Linked DNA regions of Homo sapiens: regions 2 and 3 are each linked to region 1. A link is a loop called in an ENCODE intact Hi-C map of the cell type or tissue named here. Cell type or tissue: HCT116. All regions are shown on one strand. Each heading gives the region's core, and the rest is flanking DNA. Links, peaks and the distances in the headings are about the cores only. Region 1 overlaps MSI2 (musashi RNA binding protein 2). Region 2 has its middle 49 kb from the start of AKAP1. Region 3 has its middle 29 kb from the start of DYNLL2.

Evidence for each region. Peaks named below come from ENCODE experiments on the same cell type or tissue, not always from the same donor. Only the 100,000 strongest peaks of a DNase experiment are listed, where the experiment ranks them.
Region 2: a loop joins it to region 1, with 4 times the contacts of the local background. A loop is called at or near these places in 13 of 110 quality-filtered maps.
Region 3: a loop joins it to region 1, with 5 times the contacts of the local background. A loop is called at or near these places in 10 of 110 quality-filtered maps.

Annotation. Positions count from the first base shown.
Region 1 is chr17:57,592,499-57,602,748 of GRCh38, forward strand. MSI2 (musashi RNA binding protein 2) reads left to right here. Exons shown (of 14, transcript NM_138962.4): 8 at 4,370-4,452. MSI2-AS1 (MSI2 antisense RNA 1) reads right to left here. Exons shown (of 3, transcript NR_110807.1): 3 at 8,366-9,510. Among named protein-coding and RNA genes, the nearest start is that of MSI2-AS1, 11 kb to the right of the region's middle. In HCT116, for the core only: a CTCF peak has its summit at 5,489 (motif pointing right); a DNase peak (open chromatin) is centred at 5,483; H3K27ac peaks cover 613 bases.
Region 2 is chr17:57,128,870-57,139,119 of GRCh38, forward strand. No RefSeq gene overlaps it. Among named protein-coding and RNA genes, the nearest start is that of AKAP1, 49 kb to the left of the region's middle. RefSeq lists an enhancer at 6,795-7,326. In HCT116, for the core only: a CTCF peak has its summit at 2,266 (motif pointing right); a DNase peak (open chromatin) is centred at 2,292.
Region 3 is chr17:58,107,365-58,117,614 of GRCh38, forward strand. No RefSeq gene overlaps it. Among named protein-coding and RNA genes, the nearest start is that of DYNLL2, 29 kb to the left of the region's middle. In HCT116, for the core only: a CTCF peak has its summit at 5,863 (motif pointing left); a DNase peak (open chromatin) is centred at 5,847.

The DNA of each region.
Region 1 (10,250 bases), core at 2,769-7,768:
AGACATAATCAAGTTTGTTTTCTCTGCTCGGGCCAAACAGACAGAGATGTTGAAATGATATAGGTCTTTAAAACACTGCAAATGAGTCTTGACATTGCTGAATTGTTATGCATCCAGGGTACATAGGCTTGAAATCCGGGCTATCTCCTTTAATCAGGAAAATCATTTTTGTGATACTTGAATTTTGAGTCCTGTGGGGTTAGGAAAAGGACCAGCGGGGAGAATATCAGAGTCAGAATTTGAGATGATGCCCTGAGTCTTGCCCCGACCCTTCCTGGTGCAACAGTCTGCATTTTAATTCCTGTCTCCTACCTCAGTTGCCTTTCTTCCCATCTCAGAGTGGGAAACTGGGGCATCAGAGAGTCCTGAATTACCATTCAGGGTATGGAGGTGATTTGTGCAGTGGACCAGGAAGGAGTTGGTTTGCAGCAGGAAAGCAGCTTCCATGGCCGGGAACTCAGCCATGGCCTGCCATGGTGACTTGACTTTACTCTGGCCTGTATTCTAGGATCAAGTGTGGATCTTTGCTTAGCTGCAAGGTGGCTTTAAACTAGGCTGTCCTCTGGCTCATGGGGCAGTGCCCTTCAGTGGTGGCACTGACTTCATGTTCTTTCCCCATAGCCAGGATGGGTTTTTCTCATTCATCCACTCTCTCCTGCCTTCAGTCCAGAGCAGCATGATTGGCCAAGTCAGCAGGCCTGGCGGGAGGAGGTTGCGTGCAGCCCCCCTGTGTGGGATATGGAGGCAGCTGAAACCTAGAACCTTGCTGTATTAGTTTTCTGTGGCTGCCGTAACAAATTACCACAAACTTCGTGGCTTAAAACAACAGAAACTTCTTGTCTCACAGTTCTGGAAGCCAGCGCTGCACTCCCCCAAGAGGTTCTGGGGGACAGTCGTTCCTTGCCTTCTGGAAAACCAGCTTCTTAAGACTCCAGGTGTTCCTGGTTTGTGGCAGTACCACTCCATTCTCTGCCTACCTCTGTCTTCACATGGCCTTCTTCTCTTTCTCTGTGTCTCAAATATCCCCTGTTTGTCTTTTAAGGACACCTGTCGTTGGATTTAGGGCCCACCCTAAATCCAGGATAATCTCTTCTCAAGATTCTTAATTAAATTACATTTGCAAAAGCTCTTTTTCCAAATAAGGTCACATTCATAAATTCCAGGGATTAGGACATGGATGTATGTTTGGAGGGCCACTATTCAACCTGCTACACTTGTCCTAATTAGCAGTGAGGTTCCCTAAAAACTGGCCTATCCTGGCTTGTTTTATTTGCAAGGTGCCTGGGCGTGGGGGCTGGGGCAGAGGGGTGACCTTCAAAGACAGATGAGACCCAGAGTGCCCCACAGGCTGGAAGTGAGGGGTGAGAGGGAGACGCTGTCCCTGCATGGGATCCTCTGACTCGTGCCTGTTCGTGAATTGTGCAAGCAGAGGGCCATTGCCTTGTTGATCTCCACGTCCTTCACAGTGCCTAGCACAGGTGGCAGCTGGTAAACGCAGAAGGAAGAGCGGAATCAGTCTTGAGGCAAAGCAGTGACTCAAGTGGATTAGCAAGATGCTCAGACCCTGGAGGAGCAGAAATGGCTCATTCAGTCACTCACTTAGCACTTGGTGTGTGTTAGGGGCCCTGTTCCGTCCTGAGGACCCTTAGAGGACAAGACCCCAGCATCACCCTCTTGCAGGGCGCTCTGGCTTGAAGGCACGCTGGCCAATTTCCGCGGCCTCCGCAGTGCCACCCCTCCCTCCCTGTGGGATTGCGGGAGGGTGCTGGCTCTTAATCCATTCTACTGGGGCCAGTTAGGATCTGGGCCCTAGGAGGGTGGGGCTGGGGGAAGGGGATTAACCAAAAAGATTAAGTTCCTGGCTGAGTGCTCCAGGGGTCCTTGACTGGGTGGGAGTTTTAACCTGATGTTTTTAAGGCTCCTCCCAACCCAGGATTCCTGAGACATACCCCAGTAGGGTGAGCTGAATGCCCTCAGGAAACTGAAAGTGCTTAAAGGAGCGCTTGAGGAACAAATACCCCAAAGCCCAAAGAGAAGTGGCTTGGGGAAGTGTCGGTGTGGCTCTTCTCCAGCTCTGCAATGATCAGTGGGACCAAGGGCCAAGGAGAAGGAGATGCCCAAAGAGAGGGAATAGGATAGCGTTCCCAGCAGCTTTCTCTCAAAGGACCTGGTTTAGGGGGTAGGGGGTATAAACCTGGTGAAAGGTTTTTTTGTTGGACAGCATTTCAAACCACGTATCCTGTCGGATGTCTGCTTCAGGCCTCTGAGGTAACTGAGAACCTAGCTTTTACTGGGTGACACTGGGAGAAACTCGGCATCTTTGAGCCCCTCCAGCAGACACTCATGTCCACTTTATGGTACATCTGATGCTGCCTTATGTATCTACAACAGGCTGGACTGTGTATGCTGGGAGCACTGGCCCAGTATTTGGCGGGTGGTGGTAGCAAATGACATGATAAAGATCACGATTGCTGTGTTTCGTGGTCCTAGCCCTCTGTTTTACTGGAAATGGTTTGAGAGCAGATAGTAGCCTTTTTTATTCTCATACCGAAGAATCTGCTAGTCCCTGCAGGAGCTATGCTAAAGGAGCTCCACATATCAGCTCCCTGTTTCCTGGTGTTCCTTGGAAGATGGTGATGTTAGAGTTGGATGCATGAGAGTCAGAAGGGACCTGAGAAATTCCCTCTCCGTCTTGTGTTGCAGGGACCCAAAATAGACACAGAGTTTGAAAAGGAAGCATCTGTATTTTGCTCATTGACTGGAAACACAATTATCATAATATAATTGTGATAGAACAGCCATTCAGTTTTTGTCTTCCTGCTTGGTGTGTCTGGCCATTCAGTTTTTGTCTTCCTGCTTGGTGTGTCTGGCTTAGTGTTCAGCCAGGTTCATACCTTTGGGGAGAAGAGTGTCTTAGCTGGGGCGGCTATAATGAAGTACCATGGTCTAAGAAAAACGGTTTATTTCTCACAGTTCTGGAAGCTGGCAGTTAAGAGCAGGGTGCCAGCATGGTCATTTCTGGGAGGGCCCCCCTTCCTGTGTACAGACAGCTGCCTTCCTGTTGCATCCTCGCATGGTAGAGAGAAAAAACAAGCTTTCTAATGTCTTTCTGTAAGGGCACTAATTCCATTTATGAGGGCCCCATCCTCACGAACTCATCACCTCCCAGAGGCCTGAACTCTTAATACCATCACATTGGGAGTTTGGATTTCAACATGAATCTGGGTGGGGGGTCGGGGGGCAGCAAGGGGCAGCCACAAACATTCAGATGGCAGCAGACAGCCTTGTGAATCCTGATTTGGGCTGTGACAGGAGGTGTGAAACCCAGGGTCCAGTTCTACCACCTTCATTTGCAGATGCAAAAGTTGAGGCTCAGAGAGGGCAAGGGGCTCCCCCAGATTAAACATAAAGTAGATGCACAGTGAGAAGTGGAAGCCAGGTCTCAGTCTCCCCATCAGTGTGTCTGCCCCCATGGCCTGTGCTCCCTCGCCATGTTAACGCTACCATGTGGCAGCTGCATCCCATCCAAGGAGGGTGCAACCCTGCATGGGGCCATGTGGTAAAGCAGCACTTACTGAGTGGGGTCACAGATGGGGCCACATGCTGGAAACGCTGTCGGAGGCGGGAGGAGAAGAAAGAAAGGGGCAGGAGGGTAGGAGAGGAACTGAGGATACTGAGCAGCAGTCGCCTGCCAAAATTCTTCAGTGCAGCTTGTCTAGCAAAGCCGGTCTCCAGCAGAGTACATACAGTGGATAGCTGACGGGCTGACAGCAGGCATCAAACAGTCTTAAACTGCCCCAAATCCAGAGCGCTTTTGAAGCAGCAGTATAAAAAGGATGCCTGCGCGGAACAGAGGCCTGAAACTTTTAATAGTTTCTTCCAGGCCTCAGGATGTCCTGATGAGGTATTAGAGGAAGTAATTCAGGAAGAAAAGGACAAATAACCACCTCCGTCTGGAGGCCGACCCGAGGGCTGGCCAGGGCTGCTCGCGGAAAGGGCAAGCGTGGCCCCGCAGTGATCCACGAGGCTCTGGTTAGCCCACCCGCCTGCTGCCGTGCACAGAGCCGCGGGGCTCTGACCCTTGTAAATAACAGACAAGTAAATTTCTTGTTTGCTTCGGGGCAAATGTAAACCACACAGTGCCCGCTGCATGTGGGTGAAATCATTAACTTTTCCTCGCTGTCGGAAGGGTGCTCAGTACAAATTAGAAATCATTGCCTCCAACCTCAAGGTCCTCCCAAGGATCCGCCTACCTACCCCCAGACCAGGAGGCTGTCAAGACCTCAGGACGTCAGAGAAAAACCTGGGCCTGCCAGAACTGAACTCACCCCGCCTCTCTTTGTTTTTTCTTCTCTCTCTTTTCCTTTAGGGTTTGGCTTTGTCACTTTTGAGAATGAAGATGTTGTGGAGAAAGTCTGTGAGATTCATTTCCATGAAATCAATAATAAAATGGTAAGTGTGTAGGGGTTGCGCTGAAATGGAATGCCCCCTTTCTCTACGTACACACCCAGTCTTGCAGACTGGTCCAGCCCATCATCAGGCTGGAGTGGGCAGGGGTGGGGAGGGGGCTAGATGCTCGGGGTCCAGGCCTGTGAACAGTAGCAGTTGTTTCATACTGAGGTGGACAAACTCTGTAAAGGGCCAAGTCGTGAATATTTTCATCTTTGCAGGCCATAAAGCTGACTGCAGCTACCCAGTTCTGCTGGGTAGCGTCCATAGGCAATGCATACATAAAGCAGTGGGGCTGTGTTTCAATAAAGCTTTGTTTATGGACACCAAAATTTGAACCTTATGTAATTTTCACAGATCACAAAATATTAATTTTTTAACCACTTAAAATGTAAAAACCAGGCCAAGCATGATGGCTCACGCCTATAACCTCTGCACTTTAGAAGGCCAAGGCAGGAAAATCACTTGAGGCCAGGAGTTCGAGACGAGCCTGGGAAACATAGCCAGACCTCATCTCTTAAAAAAAAAAAAAAAAAAAAAAAATTAGCTGGGTGCAGTGCACCTGTACCCCACCTACTCGAGGTGAGAGGATCACCTGACCCCAGGAGGTTGAGGCTGCAGTGAGCCATGATCACACCACTGTACTCCAGCCTGGGCAACAAAGTGAAACCCTGTCTCAAAAAAAATAAAAATAAAATAAAATGTAAAAGCCGTTCTCAATTCTTGGACTTTACATAAACAGGCAGAAGGGCGGGATTTGACCTATGAGTCGTAACTTGCTGGCACCTGGCTTAGGATATTCTTTTGCTGTGCAGCTTTTGAGAGGTATATCCTAGATAGGAAGTTTACTGCACCAAACTATTTTTCTCTTTGGGTCCTGCTGGAAAATTAACATTCCCTCCCTTGCCATCAATTAATTTCTGCCCTCTTGATCAGCTGCTTCCTTCCCTCTCTTTGGCTCTTTAAAGTTCCTTTTTCTGCCACAGCAGCCTCAAGAGGAAGGGAGGTTGGATTACTGGAAGTTTGGGAAGTCGTGTAGGCCTCCCAGATCAGTGGCCACCAGAGGGTGCCATATCATGCATAGCATTTGCACACTCACAAACTCCTTTCTTCGGATTGAGTAGGAGGGTGAGAATTCCCTTCTTTGTTGGTTCCAGAAAAATAGAAGCTCAGCAGGTGTTTCTGGAACCAGTCCTTTGGAGCAAAAACATTTTGGTTGGCCACGAGAGCCTCCAGCCTCAAGAGAAGAGGGAGGGCAAATCTGTGTTTCAATTGCAGCTGTAACTTTAATATTTTCTTCCTTTTGTCAAAACATTTCTTGCTTCTAAAACATGCGTTCAGACATGCATTGTATATTGGTCTGATATGTGTTCACCAACTTTAAATTCAATAATAGAGCTTTTAGTGTGGATAAGATCAAAGCAATCTGCTTAGCATGTGGCGCTACAGGCCTGATTCAATATTTGACTTGCTAATTTTTTCCCAGGGCACTAAAATAATATTGTTCGTATTGTTCCTTGCCATCATATGCATCTGAAATGAAAATACTCTTTTTTTGCGTACTGTATGTTGGAGGCATCAACTCAGACATTAAAATGGTAGGAGGGAGATAAGTGTGACAGAATAACACAGGTCCCCTCATAGGCTTTCTCAGCTCCCCAGATGTCCGTGCAAGTTTACAGTTGGTACTTTTCTCTTGGTAGGTTACTACTTGCTATTTTTTTTTTTTAATTGAGACAGAGTCTTGCTTTGTTGCCCTGGCTGGAATGCAGTGGCACGATCTCGGCTCACTGCAACCTCCGCCTCCCGGGCTCAAGCAATTCTCCTGCCTCAGCCTCCCAAGTAGCTGGGACTACAGGCATGTGCCAGCACACCCAGCTAATTTTTGTATTTTTAGTAGAGACGGGGTTTCACCATGTTGGCCAGGCTGATCTCAAACTCCTGACGTCAAGTGATCCACCTGCCTCGGCCTCCCAAAGTGCTGGGATTACAGGCATGAGCCACTGTGCCCGACCAGTACTAGCTATTTTTAAAAAGAGAGAGAGAGGACTTAAATGAAACTTGCATCCACTGCCCAGATGCCTTGTTTATCCTAGCCAGAGCACGCCATTGACAGGCTCCACTAAGGCTGCTGGGCAGTGGGGAATAGAAGAGAGTACTGGCAGATGCCATTCCTGTCTTGCCAAGCCTTAAGGGTTCATCAGGAAAGGCCAGATGTAGACCGGAAGGACATTGCTCCATTTGTCACCTTGAATGCATATGTGTAGCCCTTCCCTGTTGACAGGCTTTGAAACAAACCCGAGACACAGATGGGGAAAGGCTTTATCCTGGGAAACTGAGGCTCAGGGGATAGGTCCCAGGCTATCCAGAGAGCGAAGGAGCATAGGTCTTGAGCTTACTGGTGCCAAAGGAACTATATAGACAGTTGTTGGAGCTTGGGGGTGGGAGGGTGAATCCCCAGATAACCCGGGCAGCAATCAGGAAGTAGAGCTTCTGCCCCAGAAGAAGAACCCATGGGGCTGGCTTGAAGCCAGAGAGATTTGCAGCCATTTTCCTGTTTCATATTTATCGCCTTCTCTCCCACCCAGGTGGAGGGTGACTATGTCAGGTGCACGTAACCGGGTTTTTAGTGTAAGGGTTTGTGTTTGCCTTTGAATCTGGGGCTAGTACTTGTTCTTCAAGAGAATGAGCAAAGATGGAAGTAGACAAGAGGAAGAAGTGGGGGCAGATTGATTCGGATGACAGGCTTTGGAGGTGTTGGTCCACGTTCCCAGCACAGCCCAACAGTTATGAGCTCCAAGGTGGGGAGTTTAGAGGCCCTGGGAGAGGACTTTGGAGAAGAACACTGGGCCTTGCTGAGCTCCAGTAAGACAGGGCTGGTAATGATACTGCCTCATTGGGTTGTTAGAGACTGGGTGACATACCAGGAGCAAAGGGCTTACTTAGCACAGTGTCTGCACAGGGTGCAAGCTTGATCTGTGTTATCTCTTGCCATTATCCTTGCCATCATCCACGAGTTGTCATTGAGAGAGATTTCTCCAGCCAATTCCCCTCCTCTGAAGAAGGGTGGAATTTAAAGGGTGTTGGTAGAGAAGCCTGCATCCTGAATTGTTTTGGTTTTTGTGATACTGGTTTCTACTTCTGAGGCCCAAAGAAAAGGAAATGAGTTTAAACTGGGCTATGGACAGAATTCAAATGAGATATCTGGAAAAACTGAAAACTCAGAGACTGCCAAACAAGAACATGGATGATTGTTAGAATGTGCATAGGAGTGTTTCATAAACAGGACTGTGCTGTGAAACCACAGACCCATCTCCTCAAACCCTCGCAATCTTTCTGGGTATTTGGCAGGAAGTGGCAGATAGCTGCACCCCCTGGTACATACTGGAGCCATGATTTTTTTATATTCACAGATGGGAAAGGTCTTACTGCAGATTAGTCACAGACATAGTACTTGAATCTAGGTCTTCTGGTTCAATCTCATGTGCCTGGCACTTAGGAGACCCTGTATAAATAATTGTGGACTAAATAAAGGATTCACTGAAGGACCACATGTCTGTGAGGCACATTATAATTCCTAAAGCCATTGCCCATCTAATTGGGTCGGGGAGTCTCTTCCTGGGCATTTTTTAAAATGGAGTTCCTTCTCTACCATGCAGAAGGGCCAGGAGAAGGCGTGAGTCATTCTACTCACAGGGGACCAGGATAGCTGTCTTTGGGAAGTGGGGATCACAGGAATCCTTCCTTCATTCTCCATGTAGGCCCTGCCTTAAGGAGGTTATCTCCAGGCAGGAGGATGCCCAGAAAGACCCCACATGACACCCTTTCACACATAAAGATCCCACTAATAGCTGACATTGGGTGGTACAAACTACATACTCTACTAAACACTTTATGCATCATGCATCTTATTTCATTTGATTTTCACTTACTCTTTAATCATTATCCCCACTTACAGATTGGCAAGGCAAGGCAGAGAGAGGTTAAGCAGTTTGCCCAAGGTCACATGGTCAGCAAATGGCAGCCCCAGAATTCGAGCCCAGAAAGCTATACTCCAGAGCTCACATCTGTACCCATCAGACTGTGTGTCCCCTTCAGGCCAAAAGGGGCTTTCAGGGTTATGTAGCTGGGCTGCAGGCCCTCCATCACTGACCACCCTTTCCCAGTCAGCTATGTCGTGGCCCATGTGGTTCCATGTTCTCCTAGGAGAAGAGCAGAGGAGACAGGCCAGATTCCCAGCTAGGGAGAAGGACCACGCTTGGGTTTAACAGGTCCCAGATCTCCATGCCTCTTCCTCCACTGCCACAGACACAGATAAGTGACGAGCATGGGTCAGGAGCTGACTGCCACCCAAGCTCAGGGCCAAACCCACAAGCTCTCCAAGCCAGAGCAAAATGCAAATGTGGCTCTTTATCAATAAACACACACAAATGCATGCACAGAGCTGCCTCGTGACCCACCAGAGAGGGGATCCTCCCTGGCCACTCTGTGTGCCCCAGTGCGGGTGCAGCTAATAATGCCTCCCGTGGCGTCCCCCTGATTGAAGCAGCCCCTGAGCAGCAGGGACACTTGCTTGATGAGTCACCACAGCCCAGCCTTCAAGCGGCCTCCTGACGAGCCGGGCAGCAGCAGGAAGGGAGGTGAGAATTGACAAGAGCCACCTCCAGGCATCCGCAGAGGCCTAGTACAGCCTAGAGCTTGAAATGATGTTGGGGAGCCATCACCACCCTCATTGGGTGAGAGCGTGGGTACAGCCTGAAAGGTGCCTGGGACGAGGGCATCTCGGGTAGAGCCTTTCCTCACGCCTGATTCACCAGAAAGGAATCGGTGCTTATAGGCACTGGGACTGTGCTTTACGTGCGTGCTGTCTCCTTTTGTCCTCACAACATCCTGAGCAGGAGTCCTCATCTCATTTTACAGAGGGGTTCACTAGAGCTCAGCAGCAGTGGATCTTCCTTGGTGGGACAGTTCTAAGGGATAGAGCTGGGATTTGAACCTGTGTCATTCTGGTTCCGAACCCTCTGTTCTTCTCATTATACCTTGCTGCCCATTTAGGCAAACCTAGTATTTGAAAAATATGGATTTATATGATGAGTGAATATCAAGAAGAGTTTTTATTTGCTTCATACAATACTACTGCAGGATTACTTTAAATCAACTTTGTCCAACCCATGACCCACGGGCCATATGCGGCCCAGGATGGCTTTGAATGTAGCCCAATGCAAATTCATAAACTTTCTTAGAACATTATGAGATTTTTTTTTTAATTTTTTTTTTTAAAGCTCATCAGCTATCTTTAGTGTTAGTGTATTTTATGTGCGGCTGAAGACAGTTCTTCCGGTGTGGCCCAAGGAAGCCAAAAGATTGGACACCCCTGCTTTCTGTTTTTTGTTTTTTGTTTGTTTTGTTTTGTTTTGTTTTTGGAGACAGGGTCTCATTCTGTCACCCAGGCTGGAGTGCAGTGGCACGATCTCGGCTTACCACAACCTCTGCCTCCCAGGTCTGAGTGATTCTCGTGCCTCGGCCTCCCGAGTAGCTGGGATTATAGGCATGCGCCACCACGCCCAGCTAATTTTTTGTGTGTTTTTAGTAGAGAGAGTGTTTCACCATGTTGGCCAGGTGGTCTAGAACTCCTGGTCTCAAGTGATCCCCTTGCCTCTGCCTCCAAAAGTGCTGGGATTACAGGCATCAGCCACTACACCTGGCTACACCCCTGCTTTAAATAGTCCTTTTTCTTACTCCTTTAAGGTGATAGGATTTACAGAAATTTGCTAAGTAACTCATGGGTACAGCTACTTTGG
Region 2 (10,250 bases), core at 304-5,303, 470 kb before region 1:
GGGCCCAAGGGATCCTCCTACCTCAGTCTCCCAAGTAGCTGGAACTACAGGCTCGTGTCACCATGCCTGGCTAATTTTCGTATTTATTGTAGAGATGGGGTTTCACCATGTTGCCCAGACTGGTCTAGGACTCCTGGACTCAAGCAGTCCTCCTGCCTCAACCCCCTAAAGTGCTGGGATTATAAGCAGGAGCCACCTCGCCCATCTATGTATTTGGATTGTTAAAGCTCACCAGGTGATTCTGATTTGCTGCTGGAATCAAGAATCCCTGTTCCCAGCTGGGCACAGTGGCTCAAGCCTGTAATCCCAGCACTTTGGGAGGCTTAGGTGGGCAGATCACCTGAGGTCAGGAGTTCAAGACCACCCTGGCCAACATGGTAAAACCCTGTCTCTACTAAAAGTACAAAAATTAGCCAGGCATGGTGGCAGGTGCCGATAATCTCAGCTACTTGAGAAGCTGAGGCAGGAGAATAGCTTGAACTCGGAGGGTGGAGGTTGCGGTGAGCTGAGATCGCACCACTTCACTCCAGCCTGGGTGAAAGAGTGAAACTCCATCTCAAAAAAAAAAAAAAAAAAAAAAATCCTTGCTCTAGAGAGATGGCTGTCAACTCATGCTGCCAAGTGCTGCTCTGAGGGCAGTGGTTGAGCTCTTCCAGCAGCCGTTCTGTGAGTTTCCTCAGTAGCCTTCCAATAAATCCCTAATCCATTTCTGTTGCTTGCCACCAATGAGCCCTATCCAACCAGACACACAGTTCCAGTACAACTCCCACCCGGCCCTCCGGTTCAGTGTTTACATCTCTTCCTATTATCACTGTTGATTGGATTTCAGTCTCAACCTCCTGTCTCCCCTGCCAGAGCCCTCAATATCTGCTGCCGCCTAGCTCAGACTCTTGACAAAATTCTTTCTTCTGTGTTCTCCGGGTCATTTTGAATACGGCCATCTGAATATATGAACGTGGTAGTGGGAGTCGGAGATTCACAACACCCTCTCTATCTTGAGACTACTAACATAGGGTTGATGTGAGGCTGAAATGGCCTAGAGCATGTAAAGCTCTTACCACAAGGCCTGGCATATAGAAATTACTCAATAAATGATGCCTGAATGCAGGTGACTTCCATCGTCACAGAAAGTTTTAATGGACTGCATTCCACTATCCAATAGGGTAGCCATTGGCCATCTGGGGCTATTGAGCATTTGAACCGTGACTTGTCTGAATTGAGAAGTGTTATAAATATAAAATATACACCTTATAAGAAAAATAATAATTACACATTGAAATATTATTTTGGACATTGCGGGTTAAATAAAACATAGTTACACTTTTTTTTTCTTTTTTTGAGACAGAGTCTCACTCTGTCACCCAGGCTGGAGTGCAGTGGCGCGATCTCAGCTCACTGCAAGCTCTACCTCCCGGGTTCACGCCATTCTCCTGCCTCAGCATCCTGAGTAGCTGGGACTACAAGTGCCCGCCACCACACCCGGCTAATTTTTTTTTTTTTTGTATTTTTAGTAGAGACGGAGTTTCACCGGTTACACTTGTTTTTTTAAAGGGTGGCTAGTGGACATGCTAAGATCACATGTGTGCCTCTTAGTCCTGTTGGACAGCATGGGGTGGAGGAACATCATTATAGGAGGTCATACCCTTTCAGACAGTGTTTCTCAAATGAGGGAGCTCAGGCCATTAGCCTCAGTTTACCTGGAGTGCTTGTTAAAAAAAGCAAAGTGCTGGGACCTGGACTCTACATTTTCAATAAGCCTCCCAGGCTAAACTCATGCCCACTGCTCCTATAACTAGGGACCATTTGATTTTACTCATAAACAGGCATGCTCCCTTGCTTTAGGTTGTGAATTGATGGAATCCTTGTTTCCTACGTTGACTTGGCTGCTAGGAAGTGTTCGGGACTAAGTTTTTGGTTAAGTTAGGGTTTAATTATTGTGTAATCTGGGTGGCTGTGTTGCTGTCTTCCAATGTCTTGCCTTAGGCTGGAAGTATCCCGAGGACAAATACCAAAGTCTATTTGCACAGTTGAAAGTTTCTCGCCTTAAAACAGCCGTCTTCCAGTCTCAGTTCTGTCGCTGTGGGACTTTGGGCAGGACACAGTCTGTAAAGATCCCATTCTCTTGTGGTTGTTCAGAGTATGAAAAGTGATCATTTATCTTCAATAAAACACTTACTTAAAAAAATAGAGATGATAAAGGTGAAGGCGCTTGGAGAGGGCTAGATTTCAGGGTTACTCAATGCACACAGCACAGATTGCTGCCACTGTGTCTTAGACCACTAGATGGCGCCACAGCACAAGCTACTGGAAGTGTCCTCCCCGCCTTCCACCTCCCCCCACCCCCACCCCGCACCCAGTAGTTAGAACAGCCGTCCTCCAAGCGATCTTATTATTAGAACTTAATAGAAACGCACATTCTCAGGTCCTCCCCCAGACCTCCTGAATCCAAACTCTTTTAACACACTGTCCTGATGCACACTTAAGTTTGAAAATCACGGTCCTAGAATCAGCCTCTGGGTAACTTGGGAAGAAGTGAGCAGGAAGCGGTGAAATAGAGGGTGGGCCGGCTGCAGGGGGTGAGGGTGGGTGTGCTGGAGCGGGTGAGGATGGGCCGGCTGGAGGGGGTGAGGGTGGGTGTGCTGGAGGGGGTGAGGATGGGCCGGCTGGAGGGGGTGAGGGTGGGTGTGCTGGAGGGGGTGAGGGTGGGTGTGCTGGAGGGGGTGAGGGTGGGTGTGTTGGAGGGGGTGAGGGTGGGTGTGTTGGAGGGGGTGAGGGTGGGTGTGTTGGAGGGGGTGAGGGTGGGCGTGCTGGAGGGGGTGAGGGTGGGTGTGCTGGAGCGGGTGAGGATGGGCCGGCTGGAGGGGGTGAGGGTGGGTGTGCTGGAGGGGGTGAGGATGGGCCGGCTGGAGGGGGTGAGGGTGGGCGTGCTGGAGCGGGTGAGGATGGGCCGGCTGGAGGGGGTGAGGGTGGGCGTGCTGGAGGGGGTGAGGGTGGGTGTGCTGGAGGGGGTGAGGGTGGGCGTGCTGGAGGGGGTGAGGGTGGGCGTGCTGGAGCGGGTGAGGATGGGCCGGCTGGAGGGGGTGAGGGTGGGTGTGCTGGAGCGGGTGAGGATGGGCCGGCTGGAGGGGGTGAGGGTGGGCGTGCTGGAGGGGGTGAGGGTGGGTGTGCTGGAGGGGGTGAGGGTGGGTGTGTTGGAGGGGGTGAGGGTGGGTGTGTTGGAGGGGGTGAGGGTGGGTGTGTTGGAGGGGGTGAGGGTGGGTGGGCTGGAGGGGGTGAGGGTGGGTGTGCTGGAGCGGGTGAGGATGGGCTGGCTGGAGGGGGTGAGGGTGGGCGTGCTGGAGGGGGTGAGGGTGGGCGTGCTGGAGGGGGTGAGGGTGGGTGTGTTGGAGGGGGTGAGGGTGGGTGTGCTGGAGGGGGTGAGGGTGGGTGTGCTGGAGGGGGTGAGGGTGGGTGTGTTGGAGGGGGTGAGGGTGGGTGTGTTGGAGGGGGTGAGGGTGGGCGGGCTGGAGGGGGTGAGGGTGGGTGTGCTGGAGCGGGTGAGGATGGGCTGGCTGGAGGGGGTGAGGGTGGGCGTGCTGGAGGGGGTGAGGGTGGGCGGGCTGGAGGGGGTGAGGGTGGGTGTGTTGGAGGGGGTGAGGGTGGGTGTGTTGGAGGGGGTGAGGGTGGGTGTGCTGGAGGGGGTGAGGGTGGGTGTGCTGCAGGGGGTGAGGGTGGGCCGGCTGGAGGGGGTGAGGGTGGGTGGGCTGGAGGGGGTGAGGGTGGGCCGGCTGGAGGGGGTGAGGGAGGGTGGGCTGGAGGGGGTGAGGGAGGGTGGACTGAGGAAGGGCTGCTGAGTGAAGGTCACAGTGCAAGAACAATTCCACAGCGCTTGTCCCAATCAGGGAACCTTTAAGGAACAAGATATCGGATGGCAATTTTGTATTTTCCTTTTTAGGTAAGACATATCCAATGCTGTCAGCTGGATAGAGGGAAAGGAGGGGTTACTAGGGGACCCACAACTTAGGGGCAAGGTCTTGGACCAGGAGCAGAAACACAGGGGCTGGCTGAGTGCTGCAGGGAGCCCTCAGCCAACCTGTGTCCCCACTCTGGCTGCTTGTCTCTGCCTGTTGAGATTTCACCAAACTACCACTGTGTTAATGGACTAGAATCTTGCAACCCTCTCTAGATGACCCAGGAAAATGGATGCTCAGAAATCAAAAAGAAGCTTGAGACTGCATGGAAAAATCACTAGTGAATTAAAATCTTATTTCTGTTTTTTTCAATCCTGTCTGTTTCCTAAGAAAAAGCTGGTGCCGGAATGAACGCGTATCTTTTTGTTGTTGTTTTGACACTGACAAAAATTCCTTTTGCAGATGGCTACTGAGGCTTCAAAGGGGCAATGTATCATGCAAATAATTTTTTTCAGCTATGACGTGTACAGTTCAGTTTGATTTATTTTTGATGTCAGAAACAAAATGGAAAGTTAGCGCTTTAAAAATGAGCATGGCTGGCTGAATAAATAAATAATATGCTCTTGGCCAGAATCTGCCAGTGCCTCCTTAATTGTCCATTGATTCTTTAATTCTCTGCACTTTAACATCTACGGAAATTAAGAGGCCACAGAGCATGGAGATGTCTTTTGTTAAACAAATTAAGGAAACTGGGTTTTAGAAGGTTTAGTTCTTCCTCGGGCTTTGACCTAGCATTTAAAGGCGGGAAGCAAAGTTGCCCAGTGAAAGCCAGTTGCCCTCCGTGGTTTCTTCTGGAGCATGACTGTACTCTCACCTTGTTTTTCCAGCCATGAATATTTATAGCGTGTCCTCAGGCCACGTACATATAGAACATGGTGTGACTCAGAGAGCAACGGAGACCCTGAGCATCCCTCCTGTCAATTACTGGGAGGTATGGAGGTGGCCTGGTGTGGCTTCCCTCCGGAAGATGCTGGTTCCCATGTTTTAGATCCTGGCAGACCAGCCCCAGGATACCCAGCAAGGGTCCTGGGAAGTCTCCTCCATTTCTTGCAGGGAGAGAAACACTCTGGAATCTTTGTTTCTTTTCTTTCTTTTTTCCTTTCCTTCCTTCCCTCCCTTCCCTTCTGCTTCCCCTTCCCCTTCCTTCCTCCCTCCCTCCCTCTCTCTTTTTCTGTTTCTTTCTTTTCTTTCTTCTTTTTTTTTGACAGAGTCTCGCTCTGTTGCCCAGGCTGGAGTTCAGTGGTGTGATCTCAGCTCACTGCAACCTCCGCCTCCCGGTTTCAAGCAATTCTCCTGCCTCAGCCTCCCAAGTAGCTTGGATTACAGGTGTGTGCCACCATGTCCGGCTAATTTTTGTATTTTTAGTAGAGATGGGGTTTCACCATGTTGGCCAGGCTGGTCTTAAACTACTAACCTCAAGTGATCCACCCACCTTGGCCTCCCAAAGTGCTGCGATTACAGGTGTCAGCCACTGCGCCTGGCCTGGAATCTTTCTTTTATCCCCATTTCCAGCTGGATCAGAGGCACCAGCCATTCTTAGTGCCCCCAACAGAGGCTTCCAATACCATCCAGAAAGGCTCCCAGAACCCCATGGCCACCAGAGCCTCCTGGCTCACCAAGCCCCACTTCCAGTCTTCTAAACTGCAGAAAGTCTGCGTTCTCTCCCCACCTCCACCCCCTGCCTTTCCCCTAACACTGCACTCTGAGGCTCCCTTCTCCAGAAAGAATTTCTGAACCCTCACCCTGGCCTCCCCCCAGGTGTGGAATGGCGGCCCCTCAGTTCCCATGGCCTGCTGTGATTCAGCTGCTGGTACTGTGGGCCCCTCCAGAGCAGGGCGTAGTTTTTTATTATGTAACCCCAGCATATAAAACAGGACCCAGAACATCATCTGCTCTCAAAAATATTTTGTCGAATGAATAAACAAGTAAGTCCATTTCCCCCAAGCAAATACTATAGATAGAGGTGCATTTAACAGAGGGTGAGATGCCCAAAGGGAATTCCATGACTGCATCCTTGTCTTGTGTGTTCCAGCATCTCAGGCCCCTTTGAAAGGGCCTTCCTTATATTCCCTCTAAGCACCCCACTTTGGGGTCAGGTAAGGTCTGATGAGAAAATGGGTGCGGAATACCCAGTGAGCAGCTCACACCAGTGGCAGGGAACCTCCTCTGCACCTTGTGACTCGTGGAAGGTTTTGGACAGGTGGTGCCATCTTAGCCTCTGGTGGATGCAGACTAGGCCTGTCAGGATACTTGTGAGTGATATGAAGAAAAAGCCGGATCCTGCCAGGCTTTAGACCCTTGAACCTTAGATCTCTGACCACATCAATGTGTCACTAAGGCTGAAACCTCCCAACCTGCAAAGGCAAATGTACATGCCTGGACAGTTCTGGGTTGGCTGTGCCAGTTAAGAGCTGTGTGATCTTCGGGAAGTTACTCCACTTCTCTGGGCCTCAGTTTGCTCCTCTATAAACTAGGGTCAATAATAGTGCCGCCTCAAAAGGTGATTGTAGGACTTAAACATGAAGCCCTGGCATCCAGGTTGCACTCAATCTATATTTTATTATTTATGTCCCTTAGCTGCGGCCTGAAGACAAGATCTGCTGAATGCTTCTCTGTAGAAATCTCAAGCAGGCCAGCTGTGTCTGCTTCTATGCGTTCTTCCAGAGTCGCGGCTACCCCATCTCTCTAGGTCCATAGGGGCCCGTCATTTCCCCCACGCTGGAGACCCAGTTGCCAGTCCTCCCTCCACTTTCCCCTGGAACCGCCATGGGATGCTCCTTGGCTGTAATTATGGCCCCAGGGTGCAGCTGCCATCAGAACACCTGCTGCCCAGGCCCTGCTCTCAGGGTGCGAAGCTGGGATCCCCCGTTCAGGCACAAAGACCTCAGCTGGCTGCCTTAGGGACCCCTCACCTGCCTCTCCGCTCTGAGTCCTCATTTCCCTCTCCATCAGCATCATTACATTAGAATTCTCGCCCTTCCACTTATCAAATCAGCATCGTGCCTGTCTGTCTCCGCCACTGTCAACAACGCAGCTTCTTGTGTCTCTTGCAACCGGGCGTCTGGGCCGCCCCTCTCTCTCTGGCAATTATGATTCCTTCCCCAGCTCACATGGAAAGTCTTTGTTCTTCTCCCTGAACGTTCAAGTTAATTTCCACTGACTGTTTATTCAGCCTTTGTACTGGCTGGCTTGCTACTCGCTCAGGAAAGGCAGGCCTTTGAGGCAGAGTGGGAAGGCAGAGCAACAGTTTGGGACAGGAAGGAAAGACACTTCAGAGAGTGAGGGGGCGAGGCAGGAGTCCTGAGGGCCCCGGAACGTGGGCGTGGGGAGGGGAGGAGGGAACCCAAGAGGGGTAGCCTGCCAATTCCCAGGTTCTGCTTTTCGGGTTAGCATCTTGGGGTATTTCTTCCCCGTGTAAGCGTGCGTGCAGATGCACGTGGCTACGAAGGCGCGTAGAGTCACAAACCTACAGATGCGGGAGGCAGAAAAAAATAGCTCTTGGCAGTTGCAGCTATCTCTCTGTGGGCCTTCTGTTCTGCCGAGCATCTGAGAGTTTGGGAGGAGGTTCTGGACCAGCAGAATTGCGCTGCTCTGAAAAGGGAAGAATTTGGGGGCAGAGAAGAACCTGATCCCACAGGGAGGAACAAAGAGGAGAGAGGGGACTGGAAGGGGAGATGGGGAGGGAGGGAAGGCTGGGGTGGCGTGGCCGCAGGGGAGGAAGTCCCGGCCAGGGCGGCCTGAGGAATACCACGCGCCCTTTTAAGGTGTTTGCCCTGTGGTGCCGATTCGGTTTCGGGTAGCAGCCTTGTATTTGAGGTGCTTGGAGATGGGGCTGGGGGTGAGGTGGTGTCGGGCCAGGAAACGAGGAGGGAAAGGAAGAGATGTCTCATTTATGAATGCTTAACCAGAGTGGAGATAAAGCCACAGCCAGGAGACCCAGGGCTGAGCAGGATTTGGGGGAGGCTGGAAGTCTAGAAACTCAGCTCTCTGGAATTTGGAGAAATTTTGGAGATAGTTTTGGACTGTGGAAATAGAAATGGGCGGTCTAATCAATGCTACCCACCTTATGGGGCCAGGAGACCCCAGCTGACATCTGGGATTCTCTATATAAACACAGCTCTCCAGTATTTTCATAATCTAAAAATGCATACAAGCAATTATATGTAACACACAACATAAGACATTTATAAATCTATGAAATCATATGAAAATATAAATGAGAAAATCAAATATATTTAATATAAATACACGTATAAATATACGTTTTAGTATGTAATCATATATATATACATAAAATGTAGAATACATAATCATATTTTTAATATATGTAATATAAATAATATCTTGGAACACAAAATAAAGTCACATCTTTTACTTTCCCCGTTCTGACCACCTCTAACTTGTATTTGAAGTGTATAGGCCATTTACATTTTTTAACTTTATTGATGTATAATTAGAATAAAATAAACTGTACGTCTTTAAAGTATGCAACTTTAAAAGTTTTTTGTTTTTTGAGACAGAGTCTCACTGTGTCACGTAGGGTGGAGTGCAGTGGCGCAATCTCGGCTCACTGTGACTTCTGTCTCCCGGGTTCAAGTGATTCTGCTGCCTCAGCCTCCAGAGTAGCTGGGATTACAGGTGCCCGCCACCATGCCCGGCTAATTTTTTGTATTTTTAGTAGAGATGGGGTTTCACCATGTTGGCTAGGCTGGTCTTGAACTCCTGACCTCAAGTTATCCACCCGCCTTGGCCTCCCAAAATGCTGGAATTACGGGTGTGAGACACCACGCCCGGCCATACAACTTTATAAGTTTTGACCTATGTACACATCTGTGAACTCATCACCACAATCAAGATAATGAACATATCCATCACCCCCCAAGTTTACTTTTTTCTAGGTAGTCCTTTCTGCCCCTCCCTCCCATCCCCCAGACAACCAACAATCTGCTTTACATCACTGGAGATTCGTTTGCATTTTCTGGAATTTTAAATAAATGGAATCAGGCGTATGATTCTACTTGGCTTCTTTCACCCGGCATCACTTTTTGAGACTTATTCATTTGCTTTGTGTATCAATAGTTCTTTCCTTTTTACTGCTGAGTTCCACTGAATGGTTGTACCACAGTTTGTTAATCCAGCCACCTGCTGAAGGACATTTGGGTTTAACATTTAAATGAAAATGCCTCCCACATCCCATATCATGAATTGTAAGAAGTTCCTCTCTTTTCCTGAGTTTCTCCTCATTTCTGGAGTGCTCCAAGAGCTGCAGGGTTAATTTCTCCCTGGGCCAGTAAGTTCAGGACCTGCTGCCAGCACAGGTAAGCTGCTCAGTCTCCTGCTCTGGGCCAGGCTCCTCACTGCTCTGCCCCATCGGCCCCTCACAGGGCAGCGTGGGCATAGGAGGCAGGCTCACACCGTGCCTCAGGGAGCTGGTCAGGAGCCCAGGCAAGCCCTGCTCTCAGCTCGCTCCAAGCAGACACAGCTGTGCCTCTCCACTCGGTCAGGGCACATTCTGGGCCTCCCCAGGGGTACACACGTGCACACATGGCCACACTCCCCTGGAAGCGAGCACTGCAAAGTCTCAGCCTCTGCTGGGGCCGCACAAGCCTCCCAGCTGTTTCAAGGAGGCTCTTCTCACTGCAGTCTCCCATGTTTCCATCCCCGCCTCCTGACTAGTCTCTCCCTCTCCTTCAATCCCCTTCATCCACACTGGCCCTTTGCTGTTCCTCAAGCACACAGGTGTACTCCTGCCCCAGCACTTTTGCACGTGCCCTTCCCTCTGCCCAGAATGCTTTTCCCTCAGGTGAGTACTCCTTCATTTCCTTCAGGCCTTTACTCAAAAGTCGCCTTCTCGAGGAAGCCTGCTGTGGCCACCTTATACCTAAAATTTCAGCCGGGCACGGTGGCTCATGCCTGTAATTCCAGTGCTTTGGGAGGCTGAGGTGAGTGGATCACTTGAGCCCAGGACTTCAAGACCAGCCTGGGCAACATAGCAAGACCCCTGTCTCTCCAAAAAAAAAAAAAAAATTAGCTGGGCATGGTGGTTGAGTCGGGAGGATCGCTTGAGCCCCAGAGATCGAGGCTGCAGTGAGCTATGATCACACCACTGCACTCCAGCCTGGGCGACGGAGTGAAACCCTGACTCTAAAATTACATTACATAAAGTAAAATTTCACCCCACCACCCTTTAATTTTCCCTTTCCCAGGCTGACTTTTCTCTTTGGCAGGAGTCACCATTGCACGGCATAGTTTACTTCTCTCTTGTTTATCATTGTCTCCCCCATTGGACTGTAAGCTCTC
Region 3 (10,250 bases), core at 3,345-8,344, 520 kb after region 1:
ATCTTCCATTTTGCAAGATACATTTTCTGGGTGTAGAATCCTAGGTTGATAGTTGTTTTTTTTCTTTTAGTACTTTAAAGATACTGTTCCACTGTCTACATGCTTGCATTTTTCTGTCAAGAAGTCTGTTATCAATCTTATCCCTGTATGATACATCATGATGTAGTTTTCTTCATGTTGCTTGTGTTAAGGTTCCTTGAACTAAGAAAACTCGTGGTTGTATAGTTTCCATCAACTTTGGAAAATTTCCAGCCATTATTTTTTAAATATATGTTCTCTCTCTCCTTTCCTGTCCTTCAGGGACTCCAATTACATGTATTTAGATTGCTGAAAATTGTCCTCCATCTATCTTTACGTATCGTCTTTTTCAGTTTTTCCTTTCTCTGTATTTTATTTTGGATATTTTGTATTGTCTTCAAGTTCACTAATCTTTTTTTTTTTTGCAATGTCTAATCTGTTATTGATCACATTAAATGTATTTTTTTATCTTATGTATTGTAGTTTTTACCTATAGAAGTTAATATGGGTCTTATTTAAATCTTCCATGTCTCCACCTAATAGTCTCAATATTCCTTCTAACTTTTTGAATGTATGGACATGAATGTAAGGCATGTAGAAGATTGTTATAGCATTGTATATAATGTAGTAGTAAGCTTTGGAAAACAGCCTAAATGTACAACAATAGAGGAATGGCTAAATATGACAATCTATATTATAAAATAATAGGCAGAAAGCAAAGAGAATCAAGCAATACTGCATGTTCTGATATGTAAAGAGCTCCAAAATGTATTGCTAAGTGAAAAAAAGTTGCAGAACAAATAGATACAGAATTATTCTCATGTTAAAAAATACATAACATACATATACACACACAAAACAATATTATTTTCTATGAACACAATGGTAGATAGACCCTATGATGACTCCCAGTGATCCTTAATTTCTAGTATTCATCCTTTTATATTGTTCCCACTCATACTGATTAGGACAGACCTGTGTAATCAAAAGAATTGTTGCAGAATTGATGGTGTGTGACTTTCAAGGCTAGGTCACAAAAGACATTTTTGTTTCTGCTATGCTTTCTTGAGCCACTTGTGCTAGTGGAAGCCAGCTACCACATTGTGAGTGTACTCAAGCAGACCTAATAAGTCATATTTCTTAGTATTTTTAGTATGATTGTGTCTCACACAATATCTGGGATATACTAATACTAAAATGTATTTGTTATTTATCTGAAATGCAAATTTAGCTGCCTATTCCATATTTTTATTTGCTAAATATGGCAACCTTAGATGGAGAGAAACTGAGGTTTGCCAATGCCCAATGACTGTCTCTTTATCCATGTGAGTGGAATGTTTGGAAAGTCCCAGTCAAGCCATCAAATGATTGCAGCCCCTGCATTCTTTTTATTTATTTATTTAGTTAGTTATTTGAGATGGAGTCTTGCTCTGTCATCTAGGCTGGAGTGCAGTGGTGCAGTCTCAGCTCACTGCAACCTCTGCCTCTGGGGTTCAAGCAGTTCTTCTGCCTCAGCCTCCCGAGTAGCTGGGATTACAGGCGCGCACCATCACGTCCGGCTAATTTTTGTATTTTTAGTAGAGACGGGGTTTCACCATGTTGGCCAGGCTGGTCTCAAACTCCCGACTTCAGGTGATTCGCCCGCCTCAGCTTCCCAAAGTGCTGGGATTACAGGCGTGAGTCACTGTGCCTGGCCTATTATTTATTTCTTTGAGACAGGATCTCACTGTGTTGCCCAGGCCGGAGCATAGTGGCGTGATCATCGTTCACTGCAACCTCAAACTTCTGGGCCCAGGCAATCTTCCTGCCTCAGCCTCCTGAGTAGCTAGGACTACAGCTGTGCACTGCCATGCCCAAATAATTTTTAAATTTTTTTTATAGAGATGGGGTCCCACTATGTTGCCTAGGCTGGTCTCAAACTCCTGGCCTCAAGCAATCCTCCTGCCTTGGCCTCTCAAAATGCTGGGATTACAGGCATAAGCCACCATGCCTGGCTCCCTGCCAACATCTTGACTGCAACTTCATAAGACAGAACCACTCAGCTAAACCACTCTGGAATTCTTGACCCCCCCAGATATTGTGTGAAATAGTAAATATTTATCATTGTTTTAAGCCACTAAGTTTTGGAGTAATTTCTTATGCAGCAATAGATAACTAACACAGGTACGTATGCACTTAAATACATGCACAAAGAGAGATTTGGATAAACTTTAATCCTCTGGGAAGGGATTGACTTTAGGGGTTGGAGTTTAGGGCAACCTAATCTATCTATCTATCTATCTATCTATCTATCTATCTATCTATCTATCTATCTAGAGAATGTAATTATGAGGAAGGAAAAATACATGCTATCCAAATATTAACAATGTCTGTCAACTGATGTATGGATAAACAAGTGTGGTATTCCATACAATGGAGTATTGTTCAGCCACAAAAATGCTTACAATACAATACAGCATTTCATGCTTATAACTGTTCATGCTTATAACATAGATGATTGTTGAAAACATGGAAAGTGAAAGAGGCCAGAATAAAACACCACATAAAACCTGTGAGATAATAAATGTTTCTTGCTTTAAGCCACTACATTTTGGGGTAATTCGTTACATAGTGATATGTAACCAATACGGTGGGTTTGTAAATACTGGTGTGAATAAAGGAGTATAGAGAAATGTCTAGCACATAACAGGACACCATAATAAATGTTGGCTGGTATGAGTGGAAAAGATGTGTCCAGTCCCAGAGATTATCCCTTGTGGGAGACCCGGGACAAGGAGGAGAAGGGCACAAGGGTACGACCTCAGCACTCACGCCAGCTGGACAGAGCCGCCTCAGGTCACCCTCTGCCTGTTCTGGAGGAAGAGGACATGAAACACACAAACACTCCCTCACCCCTTAATCTACATCTTCTCCTCTTAGGGTACCATCACCTTGTCCATAGCATAGAGTTATGTAAATACTAGTTATACAATATGTAACTAGTATATAACTAGTAACTATTTATGTAGCCGATACATAGTAATTCAGTAGCTGATATTTCCAGTTGCCCGTCTTCTACAGGGAACCGTCTCTTTGCCTCAAAGCAAACAGCCCCCAGCCCTGCCTGCAGGGAAGGCCTGGGTATGAGAGAAGGGATTACCTTTCTCCTGCTCTGCTTCTGTGCTGGGAGTGAACCCCTTCCCTGTTCTCTAGGGAGAGGGCTTCTTCCCATTCAGAGGAAAACATGTCTGTGACTCCTGTCCCTTCCTCAAGGGAAGGAAATATGACCAGTGTGTCTCCAGTCTGTGTGCACAATCCTTTTAATGGGAAAAAATTCCCAAGGACTCCTGGTGTTGACCAGTCAATTTTGTTGTAATATTACTTAAGTATGTAACCATGTATAACTATATGCATATAGCTCTTATGTGACTATAAAACTCAAAGCAAATTTACAAACTAAATACAAACAGAATTGCAAAACCTGTAAAATTCAAATGAAAAAACACAAATGTATTTTTTTCTTTTTGTATCTAAGTCACACCTCCTGCCAGTAATGAGCACCTGTCAGCCAGAGCACAGGTTCTCCCTGGACATGCTGTGCTGGGGCATGCCAGGTGGGCCACTCACTTCTTCCCACAGTTTTCCTTGATTTGAACCCTTACAAATCTTCCCTTCTAACAACACATCTTGGGGTCATTTGGTTTCCACGTGGTGTGAGCACATCATTTAGGTATCAGGTCTATCTCTGTGTGTGTGTGTGTTTTCCCTCCTCATTAGCTCTGAATAATTAAAGTAGCCAAAGCCACAGGTAAATAAATACAAATGGGGCCACTGGAACTGGGAGGCAGCTCTTTGTTTTAAGATGGCCATAGACAGAGTATCAGTCTGCCACCCAGGCTGGAGTGCAGTGGCGTGATCTCGGCTCACTGCAACCTCTGCCTCCTGGATTCAAGCAAATTCTCCTGCCTCAGCCTCCTGAGTAGCTGGGATTACAGGCACCTGCCAACATGCCCGGCTACTTTTTGTATTTTTAGTAGAGACGGGGCTTCACCATGTTGGCCAGGCTGGTCTCGAACTCCTGATCTCAGGTGATTCGCCCACCTTGGCCTCCCAAAGTGCTGGGATTACAGGCGTGAGCCACCGTGCCCAGCCCAGAGTTCATTTTAAAAAATACAGCAAATGAAAACACCAAATAATTTATTTTAGTGATTCTTATACCCCCAAGAACACCTGAGTTAAAAATAAACTGGTATAGGAGAAAAGCAGTTGTCTCTGACGTGGTGGCCCTCACTTTCTGCTCTGTTCCTTAGCAGAGGATTAAAGGAAATGAAAGTGTGTCTATGAAAGTGCTTGCCAAACTATCAAGCACAATCAAAATGTAAACTCTTACGCTTAGAAGGAAGGGTACAAAGTAATTTGAAGTCACATTGTCACTTGGCCAGATCCCTTGTGGCAGCCTCAGTTTTCTCATCTGGAAAGTAGGAATAAAAACTATTACCTCGAGGACTAAGTGATGACATAGGCAAAAGCACTTTATGAATTTAGCAAATGTTTAGGGAGCTCCTCCCTTGGGCCAGGCACATGGCTTTTCTTCCTTTCTCTCTCTGGGCCTCATTTTTCATCTAGGAATTGCAGCGTTTGGGCTGAGGGCTCTCTTTGTTCCTGCCACTCTGACTTAGCCTTTAGGTTTCTGTCTGCAGTTATAATTCAATCAATCAATCAATGCAAACTTACTGATCATCAGTCAGGTGCCCTGTGCTGTGAAGGCCACAGAGAAGCAGAAATCAAATAAACATTTACCAGCTTTGTACTTTTATCATCTTGAAAATTAGAGTCCCTGGGGTTTTTGTTGTTGTTTACTTTTATTTTATTTTATTATTTTATTATTTATTTATTTTTGAGATGGAGCTCGCCCCGTCACCCAGGCTGGAGTGCAGTGGTGCAATCTCGGCTTGCTGCAACCTCCGACTCCCAGGTTCGAGTGATTCTCCTGCCTCAGTCTCCCGTGTAGCTGGGATTACAGGTGCCAGCCACCACACCCGGCTAATTTTTATATTTTTAGTAGAGACGAGATTTCGCCATATTGGCCAGGCTTGTCTCAAACTCCTGACTTCAGGTGATCTGCCTGCCTCGGCCTCCCAAAGTGCTAGGATTACAGGCGTGAGCCACTGCGCCTGGCCTATTTTTATTTTTTATTTTTATTTTTACTTTGAGACAGAGTCTTGCCCTGTCACCCAGGTGGGAGTGCAGTGGCGTGATCTCAGCTCACTGCAACCTCTGCCACCTGGGTTCAAGAAATTATCCTGCCTCAGCCTCCTGAGTAGCTGGGATTACAGGCGCACGCCACCACACCCGGCTAATTTTTGTATTTTTAATAGAGACGGGGTTTCACCATGTTTGTCAGGCTGGTCTCGAACTCATGACCTCAGGTGATCCAACCTGCCTTGGCCTCCCAAAGTGCTGGGATTGCAGGCGTGAGCCACTGTGTCTGGTTACCTATTTTTATTTTTAATGTTTTTTTTAATTGACAAGTAAATATTGTATGTATTTATGGTGTGCACCATGATGTTCTGACATATGTATACATTGGGGAAGGAGCCCTAGTCTTGAAAAGAAGTGTCGTAAAGCAGCTCGTGCCTGGCACTTTTCAGTAATGTTTAGTTTCGTCCCAGCAAAGTCCCAATTCATTTCATGGTACCTTTGGTTGTTTGTCACTACAGTGTAAAGTTCTGGAAAGAGCGATCCATATTGTAATCCCCTTTGTGTTCACACTGCCCAGCGCAACGTTTTGGGCACAGGTGCTCAACCATTAAGTTTTGAACGAATGTAGTTGAACTCTCATGGAGAAGCAGCACCATCTTCTGGCTGAAGTGGGTAATGCTGCACAGGGCCAGAGAGCGGCTCAATTAGAGGCTGGCAATCAGAGGCTGGCAATGGATGCGCGCGTGTGTGCGTGTGAGCGTGTGTACATGTGTATTCAAGTGGAGATGAATGCACTCTTTCCTCAACTTTGCCATCCTCTACTATCAGAGTTTTAGCCTGAGGATGGTTGAGGCATCCTGGCCTCTAGAGCGAGAAGTTTGCTTTAGGGAAAACCTAATCTGAATTCACCCGTCTGCAATGCGGCGAATCAGGCCCAGAGAAGTTAAGGCTGGCTCAGGGTCACCCTGCAAGGTGGTGGCAGGGCCAGGCTGGAGTCTTCACTCCTGACTCTTCATCCAGGACTCTCAGAATTCCAGGGACCACTTTCCTCCTGAATGCTGAAGTTTTTGCCTTCCTAAAGCCATAATCTTTGTAGTGGATGTAGAACTCGGGAAAAGTCATTTGGTTATTAATGGTTGCAGACAGGGAGCAAAGATGGCAAGTTGAAGGAAAAAGCATTTATTTATTGAACATGCTATGTGCCAGGTACTCTGTATGTACAGACTACCATTTGTACAATGGAGATAATAATAGCAGCTCTTTCAGAGCATTGTTGTAAATAAAGTAATATAAATGTAGTAATATATGTAAAATGCTTACATATACTTAAAGTTGCTGGAATATCACGAGCACTCATATGTTTTAGTTTCTACGTCAGTTAGCTTTTCTTGGATGCAATTATTTGGAAACAGTCTGATCCTTTTAGGTCTTGCTTTTGTTAGGGACCTCCAGAGGAGTGTTCTGTCTAGGACCAATTATTCCCCACTATTGAGGCATGGCCTTCCTGCATATTCTACTCAATTCCAGTCTAGCTGGAGGCAGCGGGCACTGTTTCTGGCTCTGTGTGAGTCCTGGGCACTGTTCTCTCCTCCTTTCAGAAGGACCTCGGGTGGTTTCATCACACGCACGAGCTGATGAGTACACTGCTGAATACTTGAGGGGCACCCTCTGCACATCTCTGAGGCTCTCTGTGCAGCTCTCTCCTCCCCAGTACTCTGTCCTAAGAACTCTGGCCACCTTGATCTCCTGGGACTCTGCTGTGTCTCCTCAACTCAGAAGCTCCCTGGCTCCACCTGGGTTCCCTTTGTCTGTACTGTGGCCTGGAAACATTTTTCTAGGCTGTGAGCTGGGGTTGTCGTGGAGTTCATGTGGTTTTCCCATCTCTCGCATCACCATCCTTTGTGATCCACCCAATGTCCAGATTCTTGCCTGGTTATTCTAGCTGTTTCATGCAGGAAGATAAATCAGGTTCCTGTTACTTCATCTTGGGCAAAGCCTAAGCCCATCAATTGATTTTACAGCTTTAAACAGCAGCCATCTATTTACTCACGATTGGCAGGTTGGTGATTTGGGCTGAGCAGTTCTGCTGGCCATGGCTGGGCTCACTCCTGGGCCTGCAGTCAGCCTCATGTCAGCGAGGTGGCTCTGTTTCCTGGGCATTTGCTGGCTGTTGACTGGAGTGAAGAAAGCAACTGGGCCATGTGTCTCTCCTCCTCCAGCAGGCTAGCCTGGGCTTGTGGGTTCCTAGAGCATAAGAGAGCAAGCCCCTGTGATGAGCACTTTTCACGTCTATTCTAGAATCACTTTTGCTATTGTCCCTTTGTCCAAAGACAATGATCCACCCAGATCCAAGGGGTTGAGAAATGGACTTCACCTCTTGATGGGAGGAACTAGGAGGTCCCACTGCAGGGGCATAGGTACAGGTAGGCAAGAATGCATAGCCATTTTTGCCATGCCTATCATAGCTATTCCTATTCCTTTGTAAGCCTCACAAGAAGCCAGGAGGTTGATCTTATTATCGACAATTTACGGAAGAGAAAACTGAGGCTCAGAGAGGTTGAGAGACTTGCATAAGATCTCACAGCTAGTAGGAAGCAAAGCCAGGATTTGGACCAGGGTCTGCCTGCCTCTGAGCCTGGTGTGGTGTGTGTGTGTGATTCTGTATTCAACACCATCAACTGTTTATCCTTGGCCCTGGTCCCTGATGTGAGGCACTCCCTGAAGCTGCCCATGCTCCAGATCCTTCCTGACACTCTCCCACTCCCAACCCCAAACAGAAGGCCATGGCCCTGGGCCCCTCCTGTCAGTGCCTGTGGGGCCTGTGGACACTGAAGGAGATGTCTGTGTGTCAGTGTCTCTGTGTAGGGGAGCTCACGGGGCTGATGACCTATGTCCCCAGCTAGCGTGTTCCTCAGTGGGTCGTGAGTTCCTTCCTCTCTATGCTCCTCTGTTACTCCTGCCTGGGCTGTTTCAAAAGCCTCCTCACCTCCCTGGCTTCCCTGTCCCCATCCCTCCCTCGGGTTGAAGCCAGGTGGGCCCTTGAGGGTCCACGCTTGATGGCAGTGCTCTTCCATCCTCGGTCCTTCAGTGGCTTCTGATTTTTTTCCTAGATAAACACTAAATTCATTTTCCCAGCACCCAGTCCTTCCACGATCTCACCCTAACCTACTTTTGTGCTTTATTTCTGAACACCCATGCTAATGTCCTCCGTTATTGAGTCAAGGGCACCATGGCTTTGTCCCCCTGGGCTGGCCCCTGGGTGGTCCTTCCCTCCATCTCCACACACCCACTCCTCCTGCCTCCTGCACCACCCACCTGCGCTCCAGGCTGTGTGTGATGTCTGATCATTTCATTCAGGCCCCAACTTCCTGAGAGGGCGGACTGTCTTATTTGTGTTTGACCAACTGAGAAAGCCCAGGCCTGGGAGGGGATTGGGAGGACTCTCTGGCTTTGTGTGGTACTCTCAGCCCAGTGAGAGGCACGGGAGCCTTCCTGGGACCTCCTGCTATTCTAGCCCAAGATTGGTGCTGCAACGAAGCAACTGGACCCCTGTGGCTGAATAGCACCCTGTGGACTCCGTAGATATGTCCACTGCTCCTCGTGACCTTGGGGGAGGGGAGAGAGTGCCCATAAAGGCTAAGTGTGTATGCACCAGTGGGGTAGCAGAGAAGTTGGGGCAGGCCATGAAGTGGTGTGGAGGGGCTCAGACCAGGGGCCAGTGAGGGGCACTGCTTTTGGTTGGGGTAGTCACCAATGCTGCTCACTGAACATTTCTTTTCCCCTCCAGGCACGCATTGAGGTAGGTGGACCACGCACTTACCTTGACTAATGGAATGTGGATGAGTGACGTCTGTCACATCTAGGTGGGAGCTGTAAGAACCCATGCTGAATTGCCACAACCCCTACCCACCAAGATGAATGAAGTCTCATTAACCTGGGTTCCCAAGGGATGAAGATAAGCAGATCCAACTGCCCTCCCATGCCCAACATGAGATTTGGGGTTCATTTGTTACAGTGACATAACGAACCCATCCTGAAGGTACACTTGAAGAGGGCAGGATTTCAGAAGTTGAAGGAAGTGGAGAGAAAGCCTTAGTGGATTTCCTGGCACATGTGTCGGCCTCAGAGAAGGCCTGGAGGGAAGGGGAGGGGTCTGGGAAGACAGAGACTACTTTTGGCTCTCTGCCTCTCTCCAGTTGACCCTAGTTCTTGGGATTTGGGGATGGTAACACTGATGTTTCCCCATAATGCAACCATGCTCCATCTCCCCAGACCTGGATTAGAATCTTGGCTTGGCCATGCACTGGCTTTAGCCTTGGGCAACTCACCTTAGCTCTGTTATGATTCAGGTTCCTTGTCTGTAAAAGGGATTGGAGAGCACCTATCTTGAGGATTTGAGGTAACACATATAAAACACTCTTCTTTTCATGTGGTGGACACTCACTAGCTGGCTGCTGATTTTTATTCTTTTTCTTCTCAATCTACTATTCCCAGTGGTGGGGTGGGGAGTGGGAGAGATGGACTACAGCCATCTGAGACCACCCTCCCCACTCACCTCACTTTGCTCAGCTGGCCTGAGCTATTGATGTTGCCAAGACAATGATGACATGTGGACCATCCCCAAAAGATGCTGTGGTCTGTGATCAGACCCTTTGGTCTGCCTGAGTGTGAGTGTGTGTGTACACACACACATGCATGCACAGGCAGCCAAAGTCAGAAAAAACAATGGCCTGAAATTAGCAAAAAAAAAAAAATTGTTTCTGGAAAAATTTGCACCAACTGCTTGGGAATCTGAAGATAAAGGCAGGCACAGGCCAAGTCAGAGATCAATGGGCCTAAAGCAAGTAATGGCAATGATGATGATGGTGATAGTGATGGTGATGGTGATAATGATGGTGATAATGGTGATAGTGATGGTGTCAGTGATGGTGATGATGGTGATGGTGACAGTGATGATGGTGATGATGGTGATGCTGCCGATGATGGTGATGCTGGTGATAGTGATGGTGATGATGGTGATAGTGACGGCGATGATGATAGTGATGACGGTG